Regions from separate parts of the Homo sapiens genome. Here region 2 is linked to region 1. Evidence: chromatin contacts called from ENCODE Hi-C or POLR2A ChIA-PET data. All regions are on one chromosome and are shown on one strand. Each heading gives the region's core, a stretch centred on a gene start or an enhancer-like site at or near the end of the contact. The rest is flanking DNA. Distances are from core to core; before and after follow the strand shown. Region 1 has its middle 33 kb from the start of LINC01668. Region 2 holds the start of PDE9A-AS1 (PDE9A antisense RNA 1).

What was found. A loop is a pair of places that touch in the nucleus more often than their neighbours do. ChIA-PET counts read pairs that join two places held with the same protein, here RNA polymerase II (POLR2A). Pooled maps may share reads with other maps.
Region 2: a map of B cell shows a loop between it and region 1 (2.8-fold over the local background). The contact joins the promoter of PDE9A-AS1 here to the enhancer-like site in region 1. A Hi-C loop is called at or near these places in 13 of 168 maps with a recorded cell type or tissue (A673, B cell, CD4-positive, alpha-beta memory T cell and 9 more), 1 of 37 single-sample maps with no recorded cell type and 14 of 50 pooled maps. POLR2A ChIA-PET finds 5 or more read pairs at or near these places in 3 of 52 experiments (Caco-2, HepG2 and activated T-cell).

The regions. Positions count from the first base shown.
Region 1 is chr21:42,811,405-42,814,165 of GRCh38, forward strand. No RefSeq gene overlaps it. Among named protein-coding and RNA genes, the nearest start is that of LINC01668, 33 kb to the left of the region's middle. Within about 2 kb of position 1,332, at least 3 of the 41 ENCODE cell types and tissues checked have a DNase peak (open chromatin) inside an H3K27ac peak, as active enhancers do.
Region 2 is chr21:42,740,345-42,743,105 of GRCh38, forward strand. It overlaps PDE9A-AS1 (PDE9A antisense RNA 1), which reads right to left and starts at 1,413. Exons shown (of 2, transcript NR_183525.1): 1 at 750-1,413. All of the region lies in intron 7 of PDE9A (phosphodiesterase 9A), which reads left to right.

The DNA of each region.
Region 1 (2,761 bases), core at 82-2,581:
CAGGTGCATGCCACCAAGCCCGGCTAATTTTTGTATTTTTTGTAGAGATGGGGTCTCACTGTGTTGCCCAGGCTGGTCTTGAACTCCTGGGCTCAAGCGATCCACCCTCCTCAGCTTTCCAAAGTGCTGGGACTACAGGTGTGAGCCACCGCACCTGGCCATTGTTTTATTCTAGATCAGATGATGCCCACCTCCAGGACTGCCTCTGTACTGACCACACTCCCTCTTGGTATGGTCATCCATGGGTCAGGTGTTTGGTCTTGCATAAAAATGTGTCTATGTGTGGTAAAATATATACTGTATAACATAAATTTTATGATTTTAACTATTTTTAGTTTTAGGGACAAACTACCCCAAAAAGCCTCTTGGTACTGCCAACATTCCCCCCAGACCCCTCCGTGCTGCCCACCCCTCCCTGAAAGCTTTTTACATTTTTAAGCCCTTATCTAGGCACCGTGGTGAAGCCAGCAGACTTTACCTATCAGGCCTTGCTACGATAAACAAACCCCAATTACAAACCATCCGTACCCCACAGTGGGAGGTCCTGGGAAGCATAAACAAACTTTACCTACACCCTCCTGTAAGTTCCTTCATCTAGCTGCTACCATAAACGTCATAAGGTGATATATGGCAAAGTTAACCAACAAACGACCCCAGGGTCTCTATCCCCCATATAAACCCCTCATTTTGCAAGCTCAGGGCTGCCTCCTCTGTCTGTAATGGAGCAGCCGGCAGGTTAATCAAGGCTTGACTGAACTTGGGTCTCTCTGGCTTGTCCTTTCTCTCAGCTGACCCTACATTCAGGTGTATAGTCGTCAATAGAGAAAAATGACGAGACAAATCTCATTTTAGGAAATTTATTTGCCAAAGTTAAGGGCACACGCCTGTGACACAGCCTCAGGAAGTCCTGATGACATGTGCCCAAGGTGGTCAGGGCACAGCTTGGTTTTATACATTTTAGGGAGACGTAAGACATTAATCAATATGTGTAAGAAGTACACTGGTTCCATCCAGAAAGGCAAAGGCTTCTGTAAAAAGTAAAAGTAGAGGTTCCTCTTCAAAGACTTTCCTCCCCATGTAACTAGGAATAAATAGTAACTTCTCTTAGAAGCAAAATTTATTCAAAGACCTATGCTCCTAAATATTTGCCCTGGCATGCTTATACTGGTCCAAGCAAGCATTAGGTCATAGCCTGTTCCTCTTCCTTATTTAAAAGTTTTTTTTACCTTTCTCAGCATTCCACAAGTTACTTCCTCCTTCCTTTGTTCTCCTCTGCCTTTGCCTCTTTAAAAAAGTTCTAAGGTGCTAGCCAGTCGGGACAAATACAGAATGTGAGGTCCTGTTCCAGCCAATGGAAACCAGACACAACAGTAGGGTGGATGCGTCAGGTTATAAATGACCCTGTCTCCTTTGTTCGGTGTACTCTCATGGCAAAACTGCTGGTGAGTGTACCTTTTCTACAGGAAGTAAAAATGGCCTTACTAAATAAATTAAATTATGTCCAAGTGCTATTTCTTTATGGCACCGGGAGCAAGCATTTAAAAGACTTCCATGTCACAGGTAGGTGAGAGACAAATGGTTGCATTATTTTGAGTTTCTGATAAGCCTTTCCAAAGGAGACAATCAGATATGCATCTATCTCAGTGAGCAGAGGGGTGACTTTGAATACAATGAAAGGTAGGTTTGCACTGAGCAGTTTCCAGCTTGAATTTTCCTTCTAGTTTTTAGGGATTTTAGGGGCCCAAGATATTTTCCTTTCACATTTCCCCCCTTTTCGTCTTTAAAATCTTTTGGAGAAAGCAGTTTAGAAGAAAATGGATCTCTGATCTTAGGTTTTATGTGATTTCTTATGGCTAGGACAGTTTATTCCTAGATGGGCAGGTCCCAAAAGCTCCTTTTCAGCATGTTATGAAGTCTCATGTCCTGTGAAGAGAAAATAGGGGGAGGAAGGGAGAAAAACAACAACAAACAAAAGAACAATCCTGAAAAATTCATATAGGCCACATTACTCTGAAGTCTATACATCAGTAGGCAGGTATGAAAGTGGCTTATGTATGTAAATATGTTGCTGTTACTTTCTTCTGAAGTTTAAGTTATCTGGTTTCAGTTCACAGGGCTTTAAGAAAAAACAGCTTAGTTTTCAGTGATTCCAAATTAGAAAAAAAATTGAAAAAAAGAAGGAAAACAATTTAAAAACATTATTTTCTGTAATGAGTATACCAAATTGTTAAAAGTATACTAAATTGTTAAAAGCTGTCAATAGTTTAAAAGAAAAGTCTTAAGACTCTGAAAAACAAAACAAAGGATCAGCAAACATTTTAAGCAAAAAGTCAAAAAGATTAGTTCAGTCCATACAGGTAATTCCTGTTCTGCTTGATACTCATGAACATTTTAGCTCTCTATGAGTCCTGAAAGCTTTTCCTCTATTCTGATGTCACAATCTCCAAAGTTATCAGAAACCTGCATTGAAGAGCACCTGTTAGAGTTTTATAGCTGATTATAAAACCATCATTTTAATAGGACCAAAATAAGACAATTGTTCATGAATGACAAAAAATTTTAGGACAGCCATAGTCAAAGACACAATTGACAAGGAAACTTGTTACCTCTATGGCACACAATAATTTTAACATAACAATTATGATTATTTCTGATAATGTACACTAAGTTATATCAGAATTATAGGAGTTTCCCAAAATTTTGGAATACATACCAATAACGTATTTATACAAATACAGCCCAAAGAAAACCCAACACCATT
Region 2 (2,761 bases), core at 163-2,662, 71 kb before region 1:
GAAGTGGCAGGATCACTTGAACCTAGGAGGTAAAGGTTGCAGTGAGCTGTGATTGTTCCACTGCACTCCAGCCTGGGTGACAGGGCAAGCCCCTGTCTCAAAAAAAAAAAAAGAAAAGAAAAGAAAGATAGGTAGATACATAGAATGGGTGGATAGAGAGATAGAACGGATAGAAAAATAGGATGGATAAATAGAACATAGGTAGATACATAAATATGATGAATGCATAGATGGATGGGTGGATGGATGGATGGATGGATGGATGGATGGATGGATGGATGAATGGATACATAGATGAATGGATGGATAGATAGTATATAAATGGATGGATGGATAGATACACAGTAGGTAGGTAGGTAGTAGATAGATAGATAGATAGATAGATAGATAGATAGATAGATAGATAAACAGGATAGATAGATAGATAGATAGATAGATAGATAGATAGATAGATAAACAGGATGAATATTTAGAAGGCTGGGAGTGGGCAGAAAGCCTGGAAGGACACACATTAATACAAATAATATTAACTGAGTTGTTTTCTGGGCCCATAGGATCCTAGACAAGTTTTTAAATATTATTCTTTGAAGTGCTATTTCCTACACTTCCTACAATGATAATAGGATATTTTATATTCAGAAAAATGACATTTAAGACATAGTCAATGGTCCATGGACCTTGGACAGAGGGCCCAGCTGCCCTGTTTGCAGTCTACACCGCATGCCCAACCCTTCCCCAGATCTACTCACTTTCAGAATGTGCTGCCTTCCACGTGTGAACCAGACTGAGCTCCTTTCTGCCACTGATGTTGAATTGTCCATTTGCTCACGTCAGTGTCCACGTGGCAAATCCACAGGGCATGGGTGGGATCCTGCAGTCTAGACAAAGCCAAGGAGCACCGCTGGAGGCCACGTTGGGCTTCCCAATCCACATGCAAACCCAAAATGTGTTCTTGGGTACCTTTTCTGAGAAGACAGCCTGTGGCATGCATCAGCTTCCTTGAGGGGCCCATGATGCTGGAGAAAACGGAGACCCGGCTCCAAAGGAGAATGTGGACTCTTAGTGGTTGGACAAAGACGTCCCGACCTCAGACCTCAGGTACCCTGTGTTTCCCCAGCGGCAGCTCATCTGGACTCGGCCATCACGACAGCGACCACACTGGCTCCAGCCACATGCACTTCCGGACCCCATGTCCTCTAGCTGTTGGGTAGAAGAGGGGTGGAGAAGGTTTCTGTAGCACAGAAACACATCAGCAGGACCAGATCCAAATATTGCACTCTCCAGATTCTTCGTCCTTCTGGCAGAAAGAAGCAGTGTCCCGGGAACATGCCCCTACTTGACCCCTGACCCTGGAAACGCCTCGAAACCCACCCGGGAGGCTGATTCCAGCTAGTCTGCCCTGGGCCACTGTACTGGGAGAGTTTCTTTCCGGAGCTGCAGTACTTCCTTTGGGGTGGGAAGGAGTTGTTACAAACTAGCCAAAGGCTCTGAGTTGCTTGGTTTTTCCTTTAGAAAACATTTGCTTTTTATTTTTAGCAGTTATTCAGAGCCAAACTTCATGAAAAGGGGAATAGAGTGGTATCGTGGGAGTATCCTTTTGCATAAAAACTAAGGTGTGATTACAAAGTAACAAAGCTAATCTTTTTTATTTCAATTGGTTTATGAACCAACTCTAATTGAAAAGCCGTGCAAAGCTGCTTGCTTCATGGCAGCTTTTCTGGGGTAAACGTGCAGTCAGCCAAGGGTAAATATCTTGAAGTTTAACGCTCGCTCGGAGGCATAAGCTCCAGTTTGTTTTTGGTTGAAAAATAGTATCCTAACTGTTGAGGTACACCTTTGCAGTGGGACTCTGTAACTGCCCAAGGGGTTCACCCTGCCTGCTACCTAAACAGAGCTCATTCATCAAGACAGGGGAACTGCAATGGAGAAAGAGCCATTCACCCAGTGCCGGCTGTGCGGGAGACCAGAGTTTTATTATTCCTCAAATCAGTCTCCCCGAGCATTCGGGGCGCAGAGTTTTTAAGGATAACTTAGTGGGTGGTGGGAAGCCAGTGAGCCAGGAATGCTGATTGATTGGTCAGGGAGGAAATCATAGGGAGTTGAAGCTGTCTGCTTTTTTTTTTTTTTTTTTTTTTTTTTGAGACAGAGTCTCACTCTGTCCCCCAGGCCAGAGTACAGTGGCGTGATCTCGGCTCACTGCAACCTCCGCCTCCCGGGTTCAAGCTATTCTCCTGCCTCAGCCTCCCGAGTAGCTGGGACTACAGGCACTGGCACACCATGCCCGGCTAATTTTTGTATTTTTAGTAGAGACAGGGTTTCACTATATTGGCCAGGCTGGTCTTGAACTCCTGACCTCGTGATCTGCCCACCTCAGCCTCCCAAAGTGCTGGGATTACAGGCGTGAGCCACTGTGCCTGGCTGCAGCTGTCTTCTTGCACTGAGTCAGTTCCTGACTGGGGCCAGAAGACCAGACGAGCCAGTTTATCTATCTGGGTGGTGCCAGCTGATCCATCAACTGCAGGGTCTCCAAAATATCTCAAGCGCTGATCTTAGGAGCAATTTAGGGAGGGTCAGAATCTCGTAGTCTCCAGCTGCGTGACTCTTAAACTGTAATTTCTAATCCTGTGGCTGTTAGTCTCGTCCCCAGGCAAGAAGCAGGTCTGCTTTGGGAAAGGGCTGTTACAGTCTTTGTCTAAACTATAAACTACAAATGAAGTTTCTCCCAAAGTTAGTTCAGCCAAGGAATGAACACAGACAGCTT